Linked DNA regions of Homo sapiens: regions 1 and 2 are each linked to region 3. A link is a contact called in ENCODE Hi-C data. All regions are on one chromosome and are shown on one strand. The core of a region is the stretch at or near the end of the contact, and the rest is flanking DNA. Distances in the headings are between cores, read along the strand shown.

Region 1 (2,700 bases), core at 1-2,500, 2.6 Mb before region 3:
CCCTAATTCTGGAGAATTTATACTCTGCCTCTTTTGCTTGTGTTTTAGGAAAGAAGCCCAAAATTCAGGGTACATGAATTAAAATTAAATACTAAGATCAGTAAACCTCAATTGGCACGAATAAACAATATGAAAGAGTAAGCACAAACACGATCTATTTGTTTATCCATCTTTCTTATTGTGATAGCTATACTATGAAATTTCTAAAACTAGATGGGAGACTGGCTTAATATTTTGGCAAATAACCACATGCAAGTTAATGAGGAATGGGAAATAGAGCACTCTGGATTTTAGCATAAACAATTAAAATAAAAAATGCTACATTTCCTATTCCATCAGTTGACGGTATACTTATTTTCCCGGGAGAAATTTGGAATCTAAGCAACTCAGGTCCAGTAAGTGCAAACAACTGACATGCTTAGTCCAACAGGCCCCTGTGAGCAGGCCCTCTAGGGCATTTCCTGACGCCACATGACCAAGACCTTCCCCCCTAGTGGACGCTGCGGGTGATCAAGTGGCCCTGAGGAGCAGGGGCCTGAGACCCAGTCAAGCCTGCTGTCAACCTCCATCTGATGGAGGCCACGTCCTTTTCATGAGGCTGGTAGGAATGTCGCTGTATACCCCCACTATTTCTATTTTCGCAACATTCTTCCCAGTCTTTTCCTTCCTTCTCTTCGTCCCAGCCAAAGTAAAAGCATCCCTGGAATTTAATGGACTGAAAGGAGACCGGACGACTGAGGGGTAGAACGGGGCCCGAAGTGGCTTTGGAAGCAACGGGGTTAAGGGAGAGGCAAAAGGGTTGAGCAGAGAGAGGCAAGAGGCAATCTCCCCCTACCCAACTGCCCCTCCCAGGAGCAGATACGGCACCAACAGCCGGCGAGTCCCTCCGGCCTGGAAGACAAAGGAAGGATCAGGGCCCAGTGGTGACGGGGAGGGTGGGGGCAACGACTCGCGTGAGCTCGGAGACGTGAGAACGCAGCCCCCGCCCCGTTCTCCGCCTCCCCTGAGAAAGGCGGGGCCCCCACGCCGCCCCGAGACAGGTCTCCCCGCCGCGCCGGCAGCGGGTCCCAGGCGGCCGCACACGCCCAGGCACGGGATGCTGCGGGAGAGCGCGGTGGGGGAGGGGAAGGACGCGGAGGCGGAGCCGGCGGGCAAAGAAAGGCCGAGCGGCGGGGCGGGGGCGGGGGCGGGGGCGGGGTCTGGGCTGGGCGGGCGGGGCGGAGCCGGCCGGCCGGGGGCTGCCTGAGACAGTTACTGCCCTGACGGCGGCGGCGGCGGCGGTTGGCCGGTGGGGGCTGGGGCGAGCACGACCGATTCTGCTGGGAAAGCTGGAACTGGCAGCCGCCGGGGGCCAAGAGGAGGATCCGGAGCTGGGAGCGTGCCCCGGGCCCGGCGGAGGAGGCGGCTGCAGTTGGAGTGGAGTCTTGGGAGCGCTGCTGGCAGCGACTTCTCAGCGAAGCAAGTGTCTGAGACTGAGAGTCCCTAACAGCGGCAGCGGCGGCCACGGCGGCGGCTGGGGCCGAGGTAACCGGGGGGCGGCGGCGGCGGTGGAAGCGAGGCCCCTCCCTCGGGTTGGAAGCTGGGAGGCCGAGGCCGTGGCTTGGACCTGACCCAACCACCCACCCTCTCCGGCCTCGAGCCCCAGATTTGCCCTCTTCCCTCGCACCGCCGTCGGCCGGGTGGGAGCGGGAGCGGGGCATGGGGCGGGAGCGCAGAGGCGGAAGCCGACCGGGAGGCGACCCCTCGTCTGGGATTGGCAAGGACCTCAGTCACCCCCTCCCCCTTCAAAAGACACACCCCAATCTCGGTGCGGGGCGGGGTGCAGAGGCGCTCCCAGCCTCTGGAAGGGCAGACCTCGGTGTGGAGGCTGCACCTTCGCTCGTGGCCTCTCTGAGGTGGCTCCCCTGTGGCTCCTCTGGGCGGTTCCAACCCAAGGTGGTGCCCGGCGCTGGGAATCCCGGAGTTCCTTTTGTCTGTCAGCTGAAACTGGAGGCCGGACCTGTGGGCAGACACCCACCAGCACCGAAGCACTCTACTCTTTATCCCTTTCCTGTCTTGGAAGGAATTTCTCTCTAGCAGCCTTTTCTCCGGCCAGACTGGTAGATTTTATCCCTGACCTCCATCCTTGGCCCAGAGGAAGGAAGGATTCACATTTTACTTGTGTTTGCTTTATCATTCTTATAAGAACAGTCATCCCCCATCGTTTTTGTTTTTTTTTTTTAAACCGTTTCCCATCCAGCTGCAACCCTGGTAATCTTCCCCTAGATTTTTGCACATTATCAACAAAGAAGTGTGGCTGGAGGAGTAGACAGTCCTTGACTGACTGGACTGTGTAAGTTAATAGAGCTTCCTTAGCTGGCGCTGTTCTACCAGTCTACTGTGAATGAGCGTTTTGCCTGGAGTTAAGGGTGTTACTGTATGTGCGTAAAGTTTCTCCCCCCCTCCTTTGCTATGGTGAAGTTGCAAAAATCTTGGGTAACTTGATTAAAATGTGGCTGTTTGGGAAGCATAACAATGAGGAAGAAAAATGCAGAAGGGAGAATGTGATTATTTCAGTGGTTTTTGTCCAACTTTTTGAAAGTGCCAAAGGTGAAGTACGTGGATTTTTGAGATTACGTTAACTGGTACACTGCAACCTTTATTGTCCTTAATAAGTTTTTAACATATGATATTTTGCACTGAGGTATTTTTGTTTGTTTT
Region 2 (2,700 bases), core at 1-2,500, 2.9 Mb after region 3:
CCTTTTCTTTTAATAACTAAAAGTGAATCAGATCTTAATCACAAAAACCTTCCTAAGTGTACTGCGTTTTTTTGTTTGTTTGTTTGTTTTTTGGAGACGGAGTCTGGCTCTGTCGCCCCTGCTGGAATGCAGTGGCGCGATCTCGGCTCACTGCAACCTCCGGTTCAAGCAATTCTCCTGCCTCAGCCTCCCGAGTAGCTGGGACTACAGGTTAAGTTTACTATTAAACCTACCTCAAAAATAGCCTTAGATATTCTTTGCAAATATATATATTTATACATACATACATACACACACACACATATATATATATATATATATCTATTTCCAGATAAGGAAACTTTCGGAAAACTTTGCTGTCCAACTGGTAATTCCCTGCATACTTTGCATTGATAAAGAAAACCTTGTAGCAGGGTTACAAACCTCAAAACATCCTCAGATTGCAGGTTTTAGAAACCCTCCCTATTACACCTGTGCAAGTACTTCCTGTTCTCCAACACTGTTTAAAAATAGTTTGGTAAATGCCCCGTAAGCCGCCCTTTAGAAGCTAAACATTAACTTTATATACATCACCACTACCACTGAGAAACCACCACCCCAAGAATCTCACGAGTCCAGTCATCTCTCTTCTCCAAGGAGGGAGCATAACCATCCTGGACCCCTTTAAGTAAAAAACTGTGTGCTCAGGCGAGGCAATGTGGCTTGGACAGCCAGGGGCAGGAGCCAAGTAAGGGTATTACTCACAATCCCAGCAGGACTCCAGCTTGTCGCCGCCCTCAAACACGGCAGCAATAACATCCAGGACCCAACAAGTACAGCACCTCCTCCCGCCTCGCGAGCGCCTCCAGCCTGGCCAGAGGCATCTCCGCCAGACGCGGCGAGAAGGGGCGAAAGGGCTGCGTGACCTCTGGCGTCTGAACCGCCCAGCAAAGAGAGTGTGTGTGTGCCCAGAGGGCCGGGGCCATAGGAGGTCGCCGGGCTGCGAGGGGAGAGACGAGCTCTGGGGCTAGAATGAGAGTGTCCCGGTCAGGCCCGCGGGGGTCGCAGGTCTCTGGATCTCCAACCAGAGGGCTAGTTTCGGAGACTTACCTTGAGCTCTACCCTCCTTGCGCGAGGAGCGTGCGGTCCAGGTAGAGAAATACAGGCCTTCCACTCCCACAGAGCTACCTCCCGCTGGCCCAGCCCCGCTTCACGCCGACACCCGCCAGACACACTGACTGCTGCCACAGTACCGAGGCTCACCGGGAACTGGAGCACAGGCGGCTGGTCTCCGCCGCCCAGAGCCCGACCCTGTGAGCGGAGCATGCGCATACGCCCCAATACCCAGGGACCAGTCAGGCCAGTGACACCTGCGATCAACAGGTCCCTGGAGCCCCGCCCCTCTCCCCGCCTCGAGCCCGCCCCTCGGAGCGGGCTCCGCCTTCACGCTCACCGAGGTAACTCCGCCTCCGCTCGCGATTTCCCGGCTTTCTGGACCTGCGGAATTCTATTCCCGCGGGGATTTGATGGCGTGCGCGATACAGTTGGCTTCCTCGGAGGCGCGAGATCGCGCGAGACCAAGAGATAGAACATTTCTGCAAAAGCGGCAGCTTGGCGCTGGAGTTTGGTTGTTGGGGGAAAGGTGGTTGTAGGACGTGCTGTCTGGTGTGGTGAGAAAGAGGCTAGTTCTTCAGGAGGAGGCGATTATTCTGGTGCTCTTGGTAGTTCATTCGGTATTTTCTAAGCTCAAGAACGCGGATCCACCAAGGACTTCACTTAGGTTAGGTGTTACCTGAGAGAACAATCCGTAGTTTGGCATCAGAACCCCATGCGGACACGCAGTTTCCTTTAGATTTCCGTGAGTCGTTAGACGATCTATTTGCAGTTAAATGGCTTCCTGTGGCGTGAATGTGTATTCCCCAAGCAGTTGTTTCTTGCCTTTAATTAGATAGCTTTAATAAGTCTGTTGACCTGGTTAATGATTGTCAGAAAAGTCTGTCCGCCTCTTTGCCGTGCTTTCGAACAGGTTTTAAGTTAAAAGGTACTGCTGGGAATTGGGCTAAACTTTGATTTTGAATAAACCTTTCTTAGGAATAGTAGTAAAGGAAAAACCCATCGTCACTGATACCGAATATCTCTCAAGTAAATAAAGAAGGTTTTGGAACTCATTCCAAAGCTGGTGTAAGTTGAACATACTAATTGTAAAAATGGATTTCAGTAAACCCAGAGGCACTTCTAAAAGTTTATTTGAAGAAAGAGGGGGAAGAAATATTGGTCGTTGATACAGGAGACAAATAGGACCCGTTTGTAATGTCTGAGGCTGAATCATTAAGAATTTATTGAGCATTTACTATGTTCCCTTTACTGAACTAGGCACTGTCAGAAATAGGATGAAATAAAGCCGTGGTTTCTGCCCTCAAAATATTAAAAACTTTGGGAGGGGTGGGGGAAAAAAAGATCCTACTCTGCATTTTTAAAACAATAAGAGCACACCATTAACTCTTCCCTCCGTTTCTCTAATGTCATTTTCTCCTCATTCTGCAGCTACTTTTCTGGTGCACTTTAAATACTGTTTTTCCGCTGCGTGGTCTCTGTTCGCCAGCACTCCATTTTCTTTTGCTGTTTCTGTTTAATGTTAATCCATGTCTCCTTGAGCAGTCTCTTTCCCATCATGGATTTACCTACCACGTGTCCTGTGCACCAAGAACTCTCAGGTGTATA
Region 3 (2,700 bases), core at 78-2,577:
TTCCTGGCATACTTTTTATCAAATGAAAATCTTGCAAAATCACAGGGTGCTTGGGAGTTGGTATGGCATACTGACTAAGGGACTGCAAACGAGTCAGATTACCTGGTTTCAGTCACAGCTCTGACTTTGAACATGTTACTTTGTAGGTCTATTCTGTTCTTTCATCTAGAAAATGGGAATAGTAGACTTTACATTATAGGATTGTTTTGATGATTAAATGTGATAATATATGCACATAATTATATGTACCACTCAATAGTTACAAAGTATTCTGGTTATTCATCTATTTTTATACTTTGTATATTTAACTTGGAATAAAACAACTTCATTGCTATGCACAGGGTGAAAGCAGAAACCACTAAACCGGTTGAAACTTACAGGCGCTTAGACAGTTATAAAGCCCATGATTTCCTTAAAAAGGAAATTCACATGAACTTTTACCTTTAACAAACGTCAACACTAAGGCCAACAGGAAGGTAAAAAAAAAAAAAAAAAAAACGACAACAACTAATACTCTCCGGAAGAAAAATCAACTTCTCTTCACCTTCCTTTGACCAATAGGAAATTCTGCTGAAACGTAGTCTTCTAGAGTGCAGTGCAGCAAGCACCAATTCAGAATACAAAACACATCAATCCCAGAGAAGAAAGCGGGGGTTGTTCCAAGGCTTCCCCGCCCTCGGTCAACCGACCCTATATTAAGCAGCATGGGGTCTACTACAACCCAGTGCAGCTGGCAAGGCTGCAGTCCGAGCCTGCGGGTGCACGGTCCTTCCTGCCGAGTCCACACACCAGCAAGTGGAGCGCCTTACCATCACCCGCAGGAACTGCTCCTGTATCAAAGTCCCCAGCCATCCGACTGCCATGGCCCTTCCAGACTTTGCCACTGACCTCCAACCCTCGGTTTATAGGTGCCAGGGCTGTAGGTAAGGATGGCAAAGGAATATGAAGGAGTCGCCGCCGCAGGCAGCCACTACTAAGCCAAAGCTCTCAGACTCCGACCAGGTTGAGTTCCAGAGACACTGGAAAAAGGGGCTGACGACCTCAACCCCGTCTGGCCCGGCCCATCCCCTCACCTGGGCGAGTGCCGAGGCAGCCCGAAATCCCTCTGGCCTCTCTCCGGGGAACGCCGAGGGCCTTGGGCGGCGGCAGGGGCGGCGACGGCAGCAGCACCGAGCCGGATGCAGCCTGCGAAGCTCTGCCGGTGCCCACACCCTTTAGCCCCGCCGCCCGGGGCCGCCGCCCAGGTCCAGACCCTGGCCGCAGCCACCGACACCCAAGGGGGCGGAGGAGGAGGGGAGGGGTCCCAACCGAGGCCGGGCGGCACTGCGCCTGCGTCAGGCAGCAACGTCACACGCCAGCGTCGCCGGCGCCTCGAGGTGCGCCACTCAAGCCCTGCCCAGGAATCCGGCGGCGTCCCGCCCTGTTTCCTCCTCTCTGGGCTGCAGAAGGAGCCAGAACCCTGAATTTGAAAATCACTTTGCTACCCTAACAACCCAAAGGAAAAGTTAGTGCCTTCCTGATAGCAGGAGACAGATAAGCCCACTTAGGAGACGGAGGCTAACGAAAAAGGAGCATCGGATGGGTGTATGACGTGAAATGAGTCCTTAAGAAATAGAGATGCTGTTATGACATGATCAATAAGAGAGCTCGATTGTGTGAAGTGCTGCCACGCTGAATCTCTCAACTAAGTCTATTATTATGCTGATGATATTAATGAAAAGTAATTTGCTGCTCCTCTTTTTAAAGAGAAAGGCTCTTAATATTATTTAGCGGGTGAACCAAGGCAAACGACTTCTTGGAATTAGAGGAATGTCGCAGATATTTATTTGTCTGCGCTATATACTAGCAATAGTAAACAGTGTTTAGCAGGGCTTATTGACTAATCCTTCCAAAATCCTGTGAGGCTATTCTCATCCCCGTTTATCTCCATTTCACAAATTGAAAAACTAAGACACTGAGAGGTTAAATAACTTGCTAGAGAACCAGGGTTTGGACCCAAGAAATGTGGCTCCAAAGTATTACTGTATACTGCCTCTGAAGTTCCAAATGTCTAAATCTCTAGTTCTGACTTCTTTCCGGAGCTGAGGTACTTACTACAACCTTAATATTTCCACATGGCTGTTCCACTCTCACCTCAAAAGGAACAGATATGAAACCAAATTTAAGATAATGCCAGAAAACACACGAGGTACAACAATTAACTGTTATTGCATATAAGGAAATAGAGGCCCAGACAGAAGTGGTTTATGGAAGGACTGGATGAAAACCAAAAGGAGAAAAGCATGCACTGTCTTAGTTACTTCCTTCTGCTACCTGGACACTGGTACTGGCCTTATGTCAATTAACTCTTTAGAGTTTATTTCTGCCCCTCTACAAAGAAATTAATTTCAGTTGTCTTTTTCAACATCTGGAAGATTTCTAGTCAATCTTTGTTTTGTAATAAGGGAACCACCACAAGGATTCAAATTTGCTACAGCCAAACTTCGGATTTTGCCCAAGAAGGACATTGTGCAAGTACAAGTTCTCTGGACTAGAAATTACCTAGAGATGGTTCAAGTTCCCCAAATCAAAAACTAAACTGAAACTAAGTTGCACTGTAGCAGAGGGGAGAGGAGAGAAGGAAGTTCACTATGGCCTTTCTGTAACCGTGTGAGGGGACTGTGGGAATCTGGAAGTTTCTGCCTCTACTTCCTTTCCATC

The links. Hi-C counts contacts between places; a loop is a spot of excess contacts on that map. Pooled maps may share reads with other maps.
Region 1: a loop to region 3 is called in a map of natural killer cell, with 10 times the contacts of the local background. The contact joins the promoter of ANKRD50 here to the promoter of BLTP1 in region 3. A Hi-C loop is called at or near these places in 2 of 168 maps with a recorded cell type or tissue (naive thymus-derived CD4-positive, alpha-beta T cell and natural killer cell) and 8 of 50 pooled maps.
Region 2: a loop to region 3 is called in a map of B cell, with 17 times the contacts of the local background. The contact joins the promoter of USP53 here to the promoter of BLTP1 in region 3. A Hi-C loop is called at or near these places in 4 of 168 maps with a recorded cell type or tissue (B cell, CD4-positive, alpha-beta T cell, CD8-positive, alpha-beta T cell and 1 more), 1 of 37 single-sample maps with no recorded cell type and 7 of 50 pooled maps.

The regions. Positions count from the first base shown.
Region 1 is chr4:124,711,282-124,713,981 of GRCh38, reverse strand. It overlaps ANKRD50 (ankyrin repeat domain containing 50), which reads left to right and starts at 1,250. Exons shown (of 5, transcript NM_020337.3): 1 at 1,250-1,524. RefSeq lists enhancers at 711-1,276, 1,277-1,842 and silencers at 994-1,373, 1,524-1,763.
Region 2 is chr4:119,211,263-119,213,962 of GRCh38, reverse strand. USP53 (ubiquitin specific peptidase 53) reads right to left here and starts at 1,250. Exons shown (of 19, transcript NM_001371395.1): 1 at 1,090-1,250. It overlaps LOC101929762 (a long non-coding RNA gene), which reads left to right and starts at 1,319. Exons shown (of 3, transcript NR_125931.1): 1 at 1,319-1,436. RefSeq lists enhancers at 856-905, 611-1,184, 1,516-1,635, 1,758-2,332 and a silencer at 1,256-1,385.
Region 3 is chr4:122,150,958-122,153,657 of GRCh38, reverse strand. BLTP1 (bridge-like lipid transfer protein family member 1) reads right to left here and starts at 1,327. Exons shown (of 88, transcript NM_001384125.1): 1 at 1,074-1,327. RefSeq lists silencers at 1,073-1,152, 1,223-1,412 and an enhancer at 1,235-2,036.